2 separate regions of the Homo sapiens genome follow, and region 1 is linked to region 2. The links are chromatin loops, found by intact Hi-C in ENCODE. Cell type or tissue: PC-3. All regions are shown on one strand. Links, peaks and the distances in the headings refer to the core of each region. The heading gives the core; the rest is flanking DNA.

Evidence for each region. Peaks named below come from ENCODE experiments on the same cell type or tissue, not always from the same donor. Only the 100,000 strongest peaks of a DNase experiment are listed, where the experiment ranks them.
Region 1: a loop joins it to region 2, with 3 times the contacts of the local background. A loop is called at or near these places in 1 of 110 quality-filtered maps.

Annotation. Positions count from the first base shown.
Region 1 is chr9:78,535,725-78,545,169 of GRCh38, reverse strand. No RefSeq gene overlaps it. Among named protein-coding and RNA genes, the nearest start is that of PSAT1, 240 kb to the right of the region's middle. In PC-3, for the core only: no CTCF peak of the experiment used is centred there; a DNase peak (open chromatin) is centred at 5,069; H3K27ac peaks cover 912 bases.
Region 2 is chr9:78,453,080-78,462,524 of GRCh38, reverse strand. The region is part of intron 3 of LOC107987083 (a long non-coding RNA gene); the gene reads right to left. Among named protein-coding and RNA genes, the nearest start is that of PSAT1, 160 kb to the right of the region's middle. In PC-3, for the core only: no CTCF peak of the experiment used is centred there; no DNase peak of the experiment used is centred there.

The DNA of each region.
Region 1 (9,445 bases), core at 2,951-6,950, 82 kb before region 2:
TAGCAGTGTGAGAACAGGCTAATACAAATGCCTACCTCCTCACTACAGGGCTGCGCTGAACCTGGGCTGGTAGGGATGGGGAGAAAGGATGGGGAGGAAGAAGAAAGCTTCCAATTATAAGTGAGCTTCAAGTTTTAGAATGGACTGAACTAAAAACATAAAATGGATTGAACTAAAAAATTTTAATGGCTAAAAATGAGCTTTAATTATCAACATAAATTACGATTACTGAACAGTTGTCAACAACTGAAAAGCTTTGGGATTCTACGGTAGGAAAGTGGGGTTCATCATAGCTTGAATGAAGGTGGTATTGTGATAAAAAAAATTTTTTTTTTGAGACAGAGTCTCACTCTGTTGCCCAGCCTGGAGGGCGGTGGCGCAATCTGCTCACTGAAACCTCTACCTCCTGGGCTCAAGTGATTCTCCTGTAACAGCCTCCCAAACAGCTGGGATTACAGGCGCTTGCCACCACGCCTGGCTAATTTTTGTATTTTTAGTAGAGATGGGATTTCACCATGTTGGCCAGGCTGGTCTTGAACTCCTGACCTCAAGGGATCTGCCCACCTCAGCCTCCCAAAATGCAGGATTACACATATGAGCCACCATGCCCGGCCTGGAGAAAAATTTAAAAACAGTATTTTCCGACTTGGACCCTCTCAAAGTCTGCTAAGCTAATAGGTTAATCACATCGAATATCCCAGATGTTTGCAAAGTCAGCATTTGAACTTTATTTTCCAACTGCAAAGGCAGAGGATCATTCTCGTGCTATGGGGATAGAAATCGAAGTCAGCTGAGGTTGTAAAACTTAGAGTTAAACAGATGTCCTGGAATCACTTTTCTTTATGGTTATCAGCAGCAGCATAAATCTGTTTCTTACAGGAATTAGAGAGATTTGTTTAGGAATTTCAATAGGAGTCTATGGTGCAAATCAGTCCAGTTCCATATAATTTTGTCCACCATTGTGTCAAAGTTGGTAGCAGGAGAATACGCTGGCTGACCAACTTAGTGGAAGACACCAAGAAGTAAGTACTGACAAAGACTCCCTCTTTTACCAAACTTTTGTTAGGTTCCTCTGAGCCCTCCGGACAAAGCCTCCACCTCTGCCTGTGTTCAGCAATTCTTCTAAGTCAGCTTGGCAAAAATCCCCCTACCCATGGCAGCTCCTGTTAGTAATTTTCCATGTACTGAGCCCTTCACTCTGTTTCTAAAGCCCCAGCTATCTTTGCTGTGTTCAGAGTTGAGCTCAGTCACTCCTCGATTGCAGTAGTCTCCCCTGCGCTGCCACAGGCTTGAAGAAAATACATCTCGCCATCTTTAACAAGTGTACAGTGAATAAGTTTTCATTAACTGTACTGACTCCAGTTACCTTACTGGCTTGAACAGCGTCAAAAAGTAACAAGACAACTGCCTCTATTTCTTGTGTCTGTGGTTTTGTCAAGGCTGTTTTATTCCACTGTTGTCAAGTACATTTTTAATTTTCTCATTCTTTTTTGTTGTTTGAATTAAGGGAAAAGAGGGAAAAGATTTGAAAAAAAAAAAACATTTTAAAAACATTACAAAGGGACTGAGGGAAAGGACCAATTAGTATGCATGACAAAGAAAGGCTCTGCATGAAAGGCTGGGGAGGAAGAGAAAGGAAAGGGCTCGGGGAGGGAGAAGAGAAATGAAGCGGGTTTAGCCAAGTCAGGCTTATGTACTAAATGTTATAGCTTTATAAATTCCCAGAAGTGCAAAAAAGATCTTAGTGTATATAATGCTTTAAAAAGTCACAGAAGGAAAAAGGAAATGAATTCAACTCACTTGCTTTCGGGGCTGTCTTAAAAAAAAAAAAGAGGCAGGTAAATGCTGCTAACAGAGCTCTTTGCAATGTTTCAAAATGAATAAATAAAACCTTCCCTGCCAACATTTTTTTATTATTATGTCTGTCTCTGACTTTTTAAATGCTTTCCTTAAAAATGTTTTCATGCTTCCTTTTCCCTCAACGTTTTACAGTTCGCGTTCTTAAATTTCACTGGAGACCTGCATATCAAGTCGCATCTTGCTGATTTGATAGCTGCTTTTACGCAGCCCAGCGGAAGGCAATGCCTTAGCATCACTCTTGCTGGGAAGAGAGTTTATTAGCAAGGCCTCCCCGGCTTGGCTGGCAGGAGGACATGCTAGGAAGGCCAGACTAGGCTTGGTCTGGCCCAGGGGCCAGCCAGCAGGTGACTGGCTCAGGCGGAGCAGGCCACTCAGCGGTGACCTTCAGTCTCATAGCAACAACAAAGGAAATCACCTCTTTCCCCAAACATCATTAGAGACCCTTGCTTTTCCACCCAGGTTGGAAGAGAGGAAGGGAAAGTGGACAGAGGCAGGAGAAGAAAAATCCTTGTTTTGCAATCCTAGTAATTAGTCCTAGAGGATTTCTCCAACTGCTACTGCTGGCAGGAAGGCCTAGAAAGTGGAGTCGTCAGGCTCACTGCACCGGCCACCGCAGTGCCGGCTCCCTACTTGAAATTCAAATGAGAGCTGCTCTGACCTTTCCTGTCACATATTTTATTTCAGAGACAGTTTACAAGGCCTCTCCACCATGCAGGTCATGTTTTAGTTTAAACAGAAATACTCTCGTAGGTGTTAGATGCGAGTTAATGATTACACTGAAATCATCCTAATTAGGCTCTGTTGTTACACACTGCCCTTTGGGGGCTGCCGCTGTTGTCACATAAAGTATTTTGTAGAAAAATAATTGGTCTGAGCTCTCTTTCTCCCTCTTTTCGCACACCCATCCACTCTCTTCCTCTTTTTTCAAAAAAAAAACAAAACAATAATTATTATTGATCTTTCAGCACTTGATTGGGAAGATCATTCACCTCTCGGTCCCTATGATCCTTCAGGAAGGCCTTAGGCTGTCAGCGGCTGCCGAGGGAGGTCACCTCCGCTGGTCGTTTGGCAGCATAGGCCTGCGTCACTTCATCAGGGGGGAAATGAGAATTAGATCCCTATTAGAGTTCCTCCAAAGCAGCCTTACACTTTTTGTTTTATTCTGCTCTGTTTTGGGGGGAGCCCCCAAGAGGAACGGCTGACTTATTCCAAGAGGCTTGTCACCTTCCTGCACTGTGCACTGGTATGAGGAATGATTCAGTGCAGTGGGTGGTGCTCATGTCTCTGTATAATTTCTTTGTCATTTACCTACATCTATATACATACACCATGCACAGTTCACTCTCCAGCAATTTTATATCTTGTTACCGCCAGGATAATCCAATATTGACTTTTTTCCCTCTCAACTTTTCTTTGTTTCTTCTCATTTACCCTCAATAATTGACCCAAATGCCTTACAGAAAAAAGCACTTAGCTATTTAAAGGGATATACTTAACACTAGAGGAAGAGGAAACAAATTTGGGGAAAATGAACAGGGTTTATTCTGAAAAATGGACAATGCTGATGAAGATAAAATGGACCATCACTTGGAGAAAAAAAAAAAACAAAAAAACAAATTTTGTCCTGAACTTCTGACAGTTAAAAGTTGGCTGAAGAGTTGAAAGGAGAAAGGAAGAGGCTTCAAACGAAGAGGCAAAGATTCAAGCTGGGAAGGGTGTGCTAACCTAATACCAGGAGTAGGCTGAGTGCTTAACATCCTTTCCTACAATTGAGAGTCCTGACTACACTTTTTAAGGTTGTTTCCAATCATAAAAGTTTTGGAAAAAGTTATCCCAAGGCCAACTGTCTCAGCCACTTTAAATCTAGATTCAGTGTCATCAGAGAATTTGGGAAACAAAAAATTTTAATGAAGTTTATGCAGCAAAAAGTTGTCTGAGGCAAGTTGGCAAGAAATTTTCTCATCCTGATTTTTAAAAAAAGTGTAAAGAATCAACAAAATTATAAAAACATCACTACTGTTTACCTACCTTAAACATTCAGAATGTCTAGGATTTGCTGTCTGGACCAATAATCCTTTCCACTCAAAGTGTGGTTCACAGACCAGCAGTGCCAGCCTCACCTGGGGGTTTGTCAGAAATGCGGAATCTCAGGCCCCACCCCAGATGTGCAGAATCAGAATTTTTACTCTAACAAAATCCCCAAGTGATTCACGCATGCATTCAGTCTGAGACGCTTATTATACTATATTCTTACCTTCAGAGGCCCAGGACATTTTTCTCCCCCTTAAAGATTCCCTGACTCAACTTGAGTCCTGTGAAATCCACCTTACATTTCATGCCACCATGGGGAGAGACATATGAGCTCTGACTCCTCACTCGGTTTCCCCAAGAAGAGGAAAAGTATAAGACACAGACATTAATTGGGTTTTCAAGAAAAAAAAAAGAGTAGTACTGAAAACTTCCTTGAGAAATATGTTGTTGTAATGTTTTGCTTTTATTTTCTTTTGACATTGGGAAGGTTGGGGTGGGTTACAGGGACAGGATTCAGGGAGCCTTGAATCCCTTTGAAGGAAGTCATAAAAATTAAAATACTAAGTTAGAGACCTTTTGTTCTTTTTCTCTTTACTTAAGAGCTAAAGTAAGTTGTCAGTCCACAAAAACCCTTGCTATATGAATAAACATTCCACCGGCAATGCTAAACATTCAATTAATGTCCTATGCAAGTATGAAAGAACTAGTTTCTCACTGGTTTGATTAGCTTACATCTTGTTAGGATTTAGTTTTAGAGGTTTTATATACACACACACACATCGATATATGTATATGTATATATACTGTGCCTATATATATATGGTAAAGACACTTGCTGTCTCTCCTAAACAATTAAAAGCAAGTTTATTTCATGACCCCCACCAACCTTAGACTGCAGCCTGGCAGCCTCATGCCTGCCAAGGCCTCCAACTGCAGTGTTTGTTGGCAACACCTTTGTCACTGCCTAAACAAGGCATCAATAATTAAATTCCCATTTATAAAAAGAGGAAATTATTCATGCCATCAGCACTCCCCATCAATAACAGGAGGAAACCTAACTATCTCATTACCCCATCACACTGTGTGCAAACAGAACTGCCCGTTGTTGACAATAAATATTTGATAAGTGAGGAAACAGGAAGGATAAACCAAGGGTGCAGAGTGGAGCTGCACAGTTGCCAGGAGACTTGGCCTCGGTGACTGTGGTTTACCTCCCAGGTCATCCTGGAGATGCCTCCTGGATTAGCTGCAAACTGACCACAGCTGAATGAAAAGCAGGCCATGTGCCTGCTTCTGAATCACACAGCCTTTCTATCTTTATTCATGTCTAAAAATATAACAAATCTTGGTTCTCACTTTTCTTCCTTTGCTTTCTCAATACACTCCTAGAGAACTTTCTCAATCAAAGTTTTAAAATACGCTATTGTATTTGAAATATTCTACTATGCCTCAACATCCCAACTGGAAGTTTAGTGAAAAATGGACTGACCAAGTGGGTGGGCACTCAGGATTCAAGCTCAGCTTTCCCGCGGACCTGCTGGGAAGCCACGGGTAAGCTGCTTTATCTCTCTGTGCCTCAGTTTCCTCAAGTTGAAATTGAGATATTTGGAAAAGCTGATTTCTCTTTCAGCTCCTAAAAATAAAATGTTTCTTTTCATGGAAAGCCTTCCCTCATAATAATTTTTTAAAATACAGGAAAATCATAAGTCACCCCAAAGGAAAGATGCAGTGTAATTTTCAGTTTGGTACTAGCTTTGCTGCTGACCTTGGATAAATCATTAACCCCAGCCCCTACGTTTCTCCACTCTGTTGCATAGAGATAATGCCGATTATTTTCTTTTGCAAGGTTATTCTCTATTTCTACCCCTATCTATTTTCCACCCTACTCAGTCCTCCTTGGTATCTTTGGAAGCAGACACCATCACCCATGCTCCCCTCCTTTCTAACTTCCTGTTGGACTGGGCCAGTGGAAGTCTCCACCAAGAGACTGGAAGGCAAGAGTTGAGAGATGCTAGGATATTTCTTCGCCACTCCATCCCTGTTTCTGCAACCCTTCTGGGACAGCAGTCCTGTCTTTCCCTAACTAAAGCTCCCACCAGATGGTCCCTTGCCACAGCTCCTGTTCTCACTGGGCTCTGGAAACCTATTTCCTCCCCTTTCCCCCTCACCCCCAGGCATAGGAACAGCTTCCACAGTGGCCAGCCTCTGGTTTCTTTGTCTCTGCTCACATCTCTGTAAGTATGTGTTTCAGTAAAGCCCCCTATTCAAGCTACCAAAGCTCAGTTCCATTTAAAGACAAAACTCTGAGTGATACCCATAGTAAATATTAAGAATAATCCATCTAAAATACTTCTGGTGATGTATTAGTTCCTTAAGGCTGCCATAATAAAGCACAACAGACTGAATGGTGAAAGCAACAGAAATGTATTTTCTCATGGTTCTGGAGGCTGGAAGTCCAAGGTCAAGGTGTTGACAGGGTTGTTTCTTCTGAGGCCTCTATATTAGTCTGTCCTCACCCTGCTATAAGGACATACAAGAGACTGGGTAATTTATAAAGGAAAGAGATTTAATGGACTCACAGTTCCACATGGCTGGCGAGGCCACAATCATGGTGGAAGGTGAAGGAGGAGCAAAGGCATATCTTACATTGTGGCAGACAAGAGCGTGTGTGCAGGGGAACTGCCCTTTATCAAACCATCAGGTCTCATGAGACTTATTCACTATCACGAGAACAGCACAGGAAAACCTGCCCTCATGATTCAATTACCTCCCACCAGGTCCCTCCTACCACACTTAGGGATTGTGGGAGCTACAATTCAAGATGAGATTTGGGTGGGGGCACAGCCAAACCATATCAGCCTCTTTCCTTGGCTTGTAGATGGTCACCCTCTCCCTGTGTCTTCACATCATTTTTCTTCTGTTGTGTCTGTGTCCTAACCTCCTCTTCTTATAAGAACATCAGTCAGATTGGATTAGGATCCACCCCACTGACCTAATTTTAACTTAATCACCCTTTAAAGACCCTTAACATTCTGAGGAACTGGGAGTTAGGACTTCAATGTATTAATTTGGCAGGGATAAAATTCAGCACAAAAGGTACTTTCAATATAATTTCAGCAGGGACTTTCAACATAATAAGGCCACAAGTTTTTAAGAATGAAACCTGGCAGTATTTCTCACATATCCTTCAAGAGAGGTCTCCCAGATCATAAACCTAAACCACAACTAATAGCCATGCTATTCACGGGGTATGTGGTACCAGACATAAGCTCCAACCAAACAATGGTGACAATGTAGTACTGACTTTACCCACCTCAACCAGAGGAATCTGTGACCAGAATGGGAGCATGCCAGGCGGGAAAACATTAATTGGGAGGCAGAAGATGGGAGGTTCTGGCTGAGTGGCCTTGACTATCACTCAACATTTCAGAACCTCCATTTCTGCATTCATAAAATAATAATATCAACCACCTCATGAGGTTATTAAAAGAATCAAAGGAGACAGTAGATGTAAAAGTCCTTTGCAAACTTAAAATACTGTCCTGTAGAAATAATACACTTGTCCTAAGTTCAATTGTTATGTTTTCTGTTTTTTAGAGTATGAAGAGTTGAAAGACAATAAGCCCTTTGAAATCAGGAAACTTTTGTCATACGCTATTTTTATTCCTTCCACAGCTCCTAGCTGAGCACACAGTGGGTTTTCAATATATATTCATTGAAGTAAGTTTTCATCAGTGCAGTGCTTATCTATCTTCTTTTAATTAAAAACAAAAACATTGAGCAAACGCACCCAGTTCTAGAAGATGAAACTAGATATATCTATTAGTTTGCCCATTAAGTCAAGTTTATGAGAACTTCTCCACATTTTTGCCTATGTCTTTTAGTAATCAAAACACACCAAGACATTTAGGATGCATTCTGAAAATCATTTATCAATATTATTTCCAGGGGCCATTATGTATGGTCCATGATCCTTGTCTGAAGATGGGAGAACTTCTTCAGTTTCCTGATACAGTAGTCTCCCTTTATCCATGCGGCATATGTTCCAAGATCCCCAAGAGATGTCTGAAACCTCACATAATACTGAACCCCATATATTCTATGTTATGTTTTTACTTATACATACATACCTATGATAAAGCTTAATTTATAAATTAGGCACAGTAAGAAATTAACAATAACTAGTAATAAAATAGAATAATTATAACAATGTACTGTAATAAAAGTTATGTGAATGTGGTCTCTTTCTCTCTAAATATCTTATAGTACTGTACTCACGCTTCTTCCTGTGATGATGTGAGGTGATAAAATGCCTACATGATGACATGAAGTAAGGTGAATGACATAGGCATTGTGAGGTAGGGTTTAAAACTTATGAATTGTTTATTTCTGAAATTTTCCATTTAATACCTTCAGATCAAGGTTGACCTCAGGTAACTGAAAGCAACAAAAACAAAACTGCAGAGAAGAGGGACTACTGTAATTAGATGGAACTCTCAATGTAATTGGAGTTTGACCCGATAACAGCTCCATCCTCTAATCAACATATCATGGGTTCATGCCTACTCTGAAATTTTACTTTAAGGAAGACTGCGTTTTGCATCATTTTTACATTATACTAAGTGACTACTGAATGCTGGAATCCTAATTCTTCTTCAAATGCTTGAATAATAAAAAGTGTTATAAGAAATACCAAGGAAGTCTAACTAGAAGTAGAAATTATTGGATAATGAATAATGGGAATTATAAATTGGGATTTTTTTACTTAAGAAATACTTTCTTGAGTCTTTTGATCTTCACTTGATCTCTTTTTACAAATCCCTTAATTTCAATTCAATGTCACTCACCCAGAGCATTATAGTAGATAGTCTTTCCTTGAGTTAGGGCTGGTTTCTTTATAAATTACCCAGCCTCAGGTATTCCTTTATGGCAAGTTTGCCCAACCCATGGCCCATGGGCCTCATGTGGCCCAGGACAGCTTTGAATGAGGCCCAACACAAATTTGTAAACTTTCTTAAAACATTATGAGTTTTTTTTGTGAATTTTTTTGTGGCTCATTGGCTATCATTAGTATTAGTGTATTTTATGTGTGGCCCAAGACAATTATTCTTCTTCTAGTGTGGCCCAGGGAAGCCAAAAGTTTGGAAACCCCTGCTTTATGGGGACATAAAAAGGCCTAACACAATAAGAGACATATTCTATAAAAGGGATGGATTGGTCTGGCTCTTTCCAGCTCTCACATTCAATGCTCCTGTGAGGCCATCAGACCCTCCAAGCCCTTAGGCTACATACATTCTAAAACAGGAAGGAACCTGAAAGACCATATTTTCTTTTTTTTTTTTCTTTTTTTTTTTTTATTATACTTTAAGTTTTAGGGTACATGTGCACATTGTGCAGGTTAGTTACATATGTATACATGTGCCATGCTGGTGCGCTGCACCCACTAACTTGTCATCTAGCATTAGGTATATCTCCCAATGCTATCCCTCCCCCCTCCCCCCACCCCACCACAGTCCCCACAGTGTGGTATTCCCCTTCATGTGTCCAGGTGATC
Region 2 (9,445 bases), core at 2,696-6,695:
TTTCCATAAGTTCATCCATTTCCATTGCCTCAAACCTCTAATGATGCCCAAATCTCTATCTGTACCCCAAAATAGGCCCCAGAACCTTAGACATAACATTTTCATCTGCTTGATAGCTATATTGGTAGATAATTTGGCATGTCCAAATTAAATGCATCGTCTTTCCTCAATTAACTCTCCAACCCCACCGTTCCCCTTCTCCTGTGTTCCCATGTCATACGGCCCCAGCATTCTCTTCCTCTTAGGGTTCATATCACTGGATTCACTCGAATGTTTCCAAATCCTATAGATTTCCCCCAAGCAATGTCTTTCTTCACTTTCCTGCTGCTGTCATTGGTGTCTCTAATATATTGTCAGCTCCTTAACAGCAATGATTATATTGTGGCCATCTTTGTGTTTGTCACAATACCTAGAACATTGTGAATGGCTAATAAGCATCTGTTAAACTCTGTTCTATAAAATGATTTCTCATGTATTACCAGAAATTGACCCAAGTTTTGGGTCCTGGTGTTTATACAACATAGAAAATGTCTTTTTTTTTTTTAAGTATACAACATTATGGATACAAAATTAGATACGGGGCTTTTGAAGGAGCACACATAAGTGAAGTGCCCTGAAGTTTAAGATTCACTGGCTTCATGGTAATGTATACTTTGGAAATGCAAATGAACCTTCTAATTGAGATGTAAGTTTATTGTAATTTTTTTTTTGGTTTATAAACAACAGAAATTTATTTCTCACAGTCCTAGAGGCTGGAAAGTCCAAGATCAAGGCTCCAGGAGATTCAGTGTCAAGTTAGGGTCCATTTTCTGGTTCATAGATGGCACCTTCTCATTGTGTCTTCACCTGGTGGAAGGAGCACATGAGCTCCCTTGGGCCTTTTTTTTTTTTTTTGTTATATAGGTACGTACATGCCATGGCAGCTTGCTGCACCCATCAACCCATCATCTACATCAGGTATTTCTCCTAATGCTATCCAACCCACACCCCGACAGGCCCTGGTGTGATGTTCCCCTCCCTGTTCAACTCCCACTTATGAGTGAGAACATGCAGTGTTTGGTTTACTCTTGTGTTAGTTAGCTGAGAATGATGGTTTCCAGCTTCATCCGTGTCCCTACAAAGGACATGAACTCATCCTTTTTTATGGCTGCATAGTATTCCATGGTGTATATGTGCCACATTTTCTTTATCTAGTCTATCATTGATGGGCATTTGGGTTGGTTCCAGGTCTTTGCTATTGTGAACAGTGCTGCAATAAACATACATATGCATGTGTCTTTATAGAAGCATGATTTATAATCCTTTGGGTATATACCCAGTAACTGGATTGCTGGGTCAAATGGTACTTTTGGCTCTAGATTATTGAGGAATCACCACACTGTATTCCACAATGGTTAAACTAATTTACACTCCCACCAACAGTGTAAAAGCATTCCTATTTCTCCACATCCTCTCCAGCATCTGTTGTTTCCTGACTTTTTAATGATTGCCATTCTAACTGGTGTGAGATGGTATCTCGTAGTTTTGATTTGCATTTCTCTAATTACCAGTGATGATGAGCTTTTTTTCACATATTTGTTGGCTGCATAAATGTCTTCTTTTGAGAAGTGCCTGTTCATATCCTTTGCCCACTTTTTGATAGGGTTTTTTCTTGTAAATTTAAGTTCCTTACAGATTATGGATATTAACCCTTTGTCAGACAGATAGATTGCAAAAATTTTCTTCCATTTTGTAGGTTGCCTGTTCACTCTGATGATAGTTTCTTTTGCTGTGCAGAAGCTCTTTAATTAGATCCCATTTGTCAATTCTGGCTTTTGTTGCCATTGCTTTTGGTGTTTTAGTCATGAAGTCTTTGCCCATGCCTATGTCCTGAATGGTATTGCCTAGGTTTTCTTATAGGGTTTTTATGGTTTCAGGTCTTAGGTTTAAGTCTTTAATCCATCTTGAATTACTTTTTGCATAAGGTATAAGGAAGGGGTCCAGTTTCAGTTTTCTGCATATGGCTAGCCAGTTTACTCAATACCATATATTAAATAAGGAATCCGTTCCCCATTGCTTGTTTTTGTCAGGTTTGTCAAAGATCAAATGGTTGTAAATGTGTGGTGTTATTTCCGAGGCCTCTGTTCTGTTCCATTGGTCTATATCTCTGTTTTGGTACCTGTACCATGCTGTTTTGGTTACTGTAGCCTTGTAGTATAGTTTGAAGTCAGGTAGCGTGATGCCTCCAGCTTTGTTCTTTTTGCTTAGGATTGTCTTGGCTATTTGGGCTCTTTTTTGGTTCCATATGAAATTTAAAGTAGTTTTTTCTAATTCTGTGAAGAAAGTCAATGGTAGCTTTATGAGATAGCATTAAATCTATAAATTACTTTGGGCAGTGTGGCCATTTTCACCATATGGATTCTTCCTTTCCGTGAGCATGGAATGTTTTTCCATTTGTTTGTGTCATCTCTTATTTTCTTGAGCAGTGGTTTGTAGTTCTCCTTGAAGGGGTCTGTCACATCCCTTGTAAGTTGGATTCCTAGGTATTTTATTCTCTTCGTAGCAATTGTGAATGGGAGTTCACTCATGATTTGGCTCTCTATTATTGGTGTATAGGAATGCTTGTGATTTTTGCACATTGATTTTATATCCTGAGACTTTGCTGAAGTTGCTTTTCAGCTTAAGGAGATTTTGGGCTGAGACAATGGGGTTTTCTAGTTTATTGTAATTTTCAACCCTAACATCTTCTACTAAAGTGATGCCTTGTACAGTCAATGATATACTAAAATCAAAACTTCTATTTTTTTAAACAACTACTGTTTTTATTTTTTTCCATAGGTTATTGGGGTATAGGTGGTGTTTGGTTACATGAGTAAGTTCTTTAGTGACTTATGAGATTTTGGTGCACTAATCACCCGAGCATTATACACTGTAGCCTATCTATGGTTTTTTACCCTTTCCCTTCTCCCAACCCTCCCCACAAGTCCCCAAAGCCCATTGTATCATTCTTATGCCTTTGCATCCTCATAGTTTAGCTTCTACATATCAGTGAGAACATGTGATGATGGTTTTCCATTCCTGAGTTACTTCACTTAGAATAATAGTCTCCAATCTCAGCGAGGTCACTGCAAATGCCATTAATTCATTCCCTTTTATGGCTGAGTAGTATTCCATCATATATACATATATATACCACAGTTTCTTTGTCCACTCGTTGATTGATGGGCATTTGGGTTGGTTCCACGATTTTGCAGTTGCGAACTGTGCTGCTATAAACATGCACGTGCAAGTATCTTTTTCATAAAATGACTTATTTTCCTCTGGGTAGATACCCAATAGTGGGATTACTGGATCAAATGGTAGTTCTACGTTTAGTTATTTAAGGAATCTCCACACTGTTTTCCATTGTGGTTGTACTAGTTTACATTCCCATCACCAGTGTAGAAGTGTTCCCTGATCACTACATACACACCAACATCTACTGTTTTTTATTTTTTGATTATGACCATTCTTGCAGGAGTAGGATGGTATCATTTGTGGTTTTGATTTGCATTTCCCTGATCATTAGTGATGTTGAGCATTTTTTCATATGTTTGTCGGCCATTTTTATATCCTCTTTTGAGAACTGTCTATTCATGTCCTTAGCCCACTTTTTGATGGGATTGTTTTTTTTCTTGAGGATTTGAGTTTGTTGTAGATTCTGGGTATTAGTCCTTTGTCAGATGTATAGCTTGTGAAGATTTTCTCCCACCCTTTGGGTTGTCTGTTTACTCTGCTGACTGTTCCTTTTGCTGTGCAGAAGCTCTTTAGTTTAATTAAGTCCCGGCTATTTATCTTTGCTTTTATTGCATTTGCTTTTGGGTTCTTAGTCATGAAATCCTTGCCTAGGCCAATGTCTAGAAGGGTTTTTCCAATGTTATTTTCTAGAATTTTTATAGTTTCAGATCTTAGATTTAAGTCATTAATCTATCTTGAGTTGATTTTTGTAAAAGGTGAGAGATGAGGATCCAGTTTCATTATCCTACATGTGGCTAGCCAATTATCCCAGCACCATTTGTTGAAAAGGGTGTCCTTTCCCCACTTATTTTGTTTTGTCAAAGATCAGTTGGCTGTACGTATTTGGATTTCTGGGTTGTCTATTCTGTTCTATTGGTCCATGTGCCTATTTTTATACATGTACCACGCTGTTTTGGTGATTGTGGACTTATAGTTTGAAATCAGGTAGCATGATGTCTCTAGATTTGTTATTTTTGCTTAGTCTTGCTTTGGCTATGTGTGCTCTTTTTTGGTTCCATATAAATTTCAGAATTGTTTTTTCTAATTCTGTGAAGAATGGTGGTGGTATTTTGATGAGGATTGCATTGAATTTGTAGATTGCTTTTGGCAGTATGGTCATTTTGACAGTATTGATTCTATCTATCCATGAGCATGGGGTGTGTTTCCATTTGTTTGTGTCACCTATGATTTCTTTAAGCAGTGTTTTGTAGTTTTCCTCATAGAAGTCTTTCACCTCCTTGGTTAGGTATATTCCTAAGTTATATTTTTTTATTTTATGGCAGCTATTGTGAAAGGGTTTGAGTTCTTGATTTGATTCTGTTTGGTTGTTCTTGGTGTATAGAAGAGCTACTTATTTGTGTGCTTTAATCTTGTGTTCAGAAACTTTGCTGAATTCTTTTATCAGTTCCAGGAGTTTTCTGAAGGGGTCTTTAGGGTTTTTGAGGTGAGCAATCATATCATCAGCAAACAGTGACAGCTTGACTTCCTCTTTACTAATTTGGATGCCATTTCTTTCTCTTGTCTGATTGCTCTAGCTAGGACTTCCAGTACTGTGCCAAAGAGGAGTGGTGAGAGTGGGCATCCTTCTCTTGTTCCAGTTCTCAGAGGGCATGCTTTCAACTTTTCCCCATTCAGTATTACGTTGGCTGTGGGTTTGTCATAGATGGCTTTTATGACATTGAAGTATGTCCCTGGTATGCTGATTTTGATGAGCGTTTTAATTATAAAGGAATGCTGGATTTTGTCGAATGGTTTTTCTTTATCTACCGAGATGATCATGTGATTTTTGTTTTTAATTCTGTCTATGTGGTGTATCACATTGATTGACTTGCATATGTTAAACCATCCCTGGCATGAAACCCACTTTATCGTGGAGGATTATCTTTTTGATATGTTGTTGGAGTCAGTTAGCAAGTATTTTGTTAAGGATTTTAGCATCTATGTTCATTAGGGATATTGGTCTGTAGTTTTCCTTTTCAGTTAGGTCCTTTTCTGGTTTTGGTATCAGGGTGATACTGGCTTCATAGAATGAATTAGTGAAGGTTCTCTCTTTATCTTGTGGAATAGTGTCAATAGGATTGGTACCAATTCTTTGACTGGTAGAATTCTGATGTGAATCCATCTGGTCCTGGACTTTTGTTAGTAATTTTTTAATTACCATTTCAATCTCGCTGCTTGTTATTGGTCTGTTCAGGGTATCTAATTCTTCCTGATTTAAGCTAGGAGAGTTGTATTTTTCCAGGAATTTATCCATCTCTTCTAGGCTTTCTTACTTATGCACATAAAGGTGTTCATAGTAGCCTTGAATGATCTTTTGTATCTCTGTGGTATCATTTGTAATATTTCCCGTTTTGCATCTCATTGAGGTTATTTGGATTTTCTAGCTTCTTTCCTTGGTTAATCTTGCTAATGGTCTATCAATTTTGTTTATCTTTTCGAAGAACCAGCTTTTTGTTTATATTTTGTAATTTTTATTGTTTCAATTTCATTTAGGTCTAATCTGATCTTGCTTATTTCCTTTCTTCTGCTGGGATTGGGTTTTGTTTGTTCTTGTTTCTCTAGTTCCTTGCAGTGTGACCTTAGATTGTCAGTTTGTGCTCTTTCAGTCTTTTTGATGTAGGCATCTAGGGCTATGAACTTTCCTATTAGCACCGCCTTTGCTGTATCCCAGAGGTTTTGATAGGCTGTGTCACTATTGTTGCTCAGTTTGAAAAATTTTTAAATTTCCATTTTGATTTCATTTTTGACCCAATGATCATTCAGGAGCAGGTTATTTAATTTCCATGTATTTGCACGGTTTTGAAGGTTCCTTTTGGGGTTGATTTCCAGTTTTATTCCACTGTGGTCTAAGAGAGTGATAAAATTTCAATTTTCTTAAATTTATTAAGGCTCATTTTGTGGCCTATCATATGGTCTACCTTGGAGAAAGTTCCATGTGCTGTTGAACAGAATGTGTATTCTGCATTTATTAGATGGAATGTTCTGCATATATCTGTTAAGTTCATTTGTTCCAAGGTATAGTTTAAGTCCATTGTTTCTTTGTTGACTTTCTGTCTTGATAACCTGTCTAGTGCTGTCAGTGGAGTACTGAAGTCCCCCACTATTATTCTGTTGCTGTCTATCTCATTTATTAGGTCTATTAGTAATTGTTTTATAAATTTGGAAGCTTCAGTGTTAGGTGCCTATATATTTACGATTGTGATATTTTGCTGTTGGGCAAGGCCTTTTACCATTATATAATGTCCCTCTTTGTATTTTTTTAACTGCTATTGCTTTAAAGTTTGTTTTGTCTGATATAAAAATAGCTACTCCTGCTCACTTTTGGTGTCCATTTGTATGAAATGGCTTTTTCCACCCCTTTTAAGTTTATGCGAGCATCACCAACCCCTGAGACTTAGTCACAATTCTGGACAAAGGAGAAGTCAGGGAACAAGTGGAATTGACTGAGACAAATTTTTTGTCATGCCAGAGTAACACAGTCATGTGTCACATAATAACATTTGGGTCACTGGCAGACCGAGTATACAACAGTGGTCAAATAAGATTGTAATGGAGCATATATTGAAACCTGACTTAGGCAGTTGATATTGACGTTGGTGATCAAGTAGGAGAAATGACTGATATTCAGTAATGATGCTGGGATATTTGATTTGCCATATGAAAAAAATGTATATAAATAAAAATATACTATCTAGGTTTGTGTAAGTACATTCTGATGTTCACATGAAAAAAAACACCTAATGACACATTTCTTAGAATATATCCCCATTGTTAAGCGGTATATGACTGTACAAGTTGAACTTCAGAAAAAAATAAGAAATATATGTTTCTTGCATACTATTATTCATACCCATTCAAGCGCTTACACAGCCTTAGAATTACATATTAAAGTTAGTCCAAATTTAAGGCATTAATGCCAGAAAAGTCATTTCAGAACTAGTAAAGAGGAGCCTCATTAGACCCCTCCATGTTTAACTGTACAGTTGGTTTCCTTTTAAAATACTTATGGCTGAAAACGTGGTCTGGGATAGGCTTTCTTCACTGGGAAGATGTACATTAGTGGAGGTTAGCACCTTGCCAACGTGGCCATTCTTTTCAAAATTCAGAGATATGTAGGTCTTTCCCTGCTAAACCACAAATCTAAAGACTGGAAAAAACTGATCAGCAAATAATTCTGCAAAGAAAACAGCAGTCTATTCTAGGTCAGATTTCGGTGACAGATATGCTTACTTTTGCTGGATAAGCACCAATAAATTATCTTTTTGGTAATGCACGGAAATGATTACCTTGTATAAATGTCATCCACCTAGATTTGTACAGGACAAAAGGGGAGATTCATTAATAAGAGAAAATTAGACATAGAAGACAACCCAATACGGAGAGATAAATGAGATATAATGCTGGCCAATCTACTGTGTACCATTTACAAAGAAGAATGGGCACTTGGTTTTAAAAATATAATTTCCCTACTTATTTTTTTCTATTTTGCAAAGTGCACCAAAGCACCGTTCAGCCATATTCCCATGACACTAATAGAAGAAAGAAGAGCATAGGAAAGTGATAATAATACAGCTGGACTTTGCTTTTATCTTCACGCCTTTCATCCAAGGATGTTTCTGCCCTTAAATAATAATTGATTAAACCTCACAATATCCCTACTGAAGGTATCTTCTGAGGGGCCCAGACAGAAGCAGAGAGAAATGGCAGGGATTGGATCACCCAGGTTCAGGCCACAGGGCTCTAACAGAGCCAGAAGCAGACCCAAGAGAAGCATCTCCCATCAACCACTTTTAATCACCTGGAAATGGCCAGGGCCCTTGAGATCGTTAGCCAGGCTACCTCCATTTTGGCATGAGCTATATTTTGTATTTAATTATTTTCAGGCCATCCACCTTTGACAGCTGTTCTTCTAAAAAATGGGACTAGAGAATTGTGAAAGGCTTGCCTATGGCCTCCAACAAGTGTCACTTCTCAGGATTGCTGCGGAGAGCCTGCAGGTAGCACATATCAAGTACAGTTCAGTAATTGGGGGGCTGCCGGAGAAGTACTTTCATGCTGACTAATTAATCTCTAGTAATTAGCACTCAGATGTAACAAGTGCAGTATTTAAGGGTCATAGCAAGGGAAATAAAATCTGCTCTTCAAAAATTTTCTCAAGAGTTTGATTGCCTTCTTTCAGATAAATAAGAGGATCCATCCACTCAGGCACAGAAACTGGAATAAAAAAGTTACTTCATATGCCCAATGCTAAACACTGCCCAAAATTACCTCCAAATAGTAATACTTGGTCTAATTCCTTTAAAATCTGAGCAAAAGTTATAGACTCCTTATTAAACTGGAAAAGACTTCAGAAATCATCTAGCCCAACTTTTTCTTCCTACAGATAAGGAAATAGAGGCCAGAGAGGTAAAGAAACTTTCCCAGGCCCCTGAAGCTGCTTGGGGCAAAGCTCCAGCTGGACCGAGGGTCACCAGGTCTGGAGTTTCACCATATCCCCTGTTTTCCTACATCAACAGGGGTCTGGATGCTGCTCAATGCTCAGCAACCTTACACACTGCATTTGAGAAACCGCACCTGCGCTGGTCCCTGGCCAGCTGCCGTGAGATCAGGACAAAGTCCGCCTGGCGCCCTGCTTCATCTCCCTCATCTAGGGCTCCTATGCCTCATCTTTGCCCTCCTATGCCTCCAGCCTCACCATCCAGCTCTTACACCCTGTGTCTCCTTCCTGCAGGTCCCCACTCTCAGACCTAAGTGTGATGTGATCCCTTCCGTGAGCTGGAAAAGCACACCCAGCCCAGGATGCAGCAGGACCCTGAGTCTAGGCATTTTCATCTGTCAAAGGGACCAAGCTATGTCATACACACATACACCTGCACACAGAGACAGATAGAGATCATGCCTCCTCTGAAAATCTCTAAGACCTTTCTAGATGGAGACACCTCTCTCTCTCCTGTTAACCTCAGAGTAAATGATGGCAACCATGGCAGAAGCATCTCCATTTATGCCTTCGACTCCCTCACTCGTCACTCCTCTGTCCATGTCTCTGCATCCTGGCCTCCTTCCCTGACTCCAGTTCTGATTCTTGTCCACATCCTTATCTGAACAAAATGATAAACTAAGGGAAGGCTCTAGTCCATGGAGTTTCTCTGAACATGAGAAAATGAGAAGCCTCGGCACCTGCTTCTGGGGG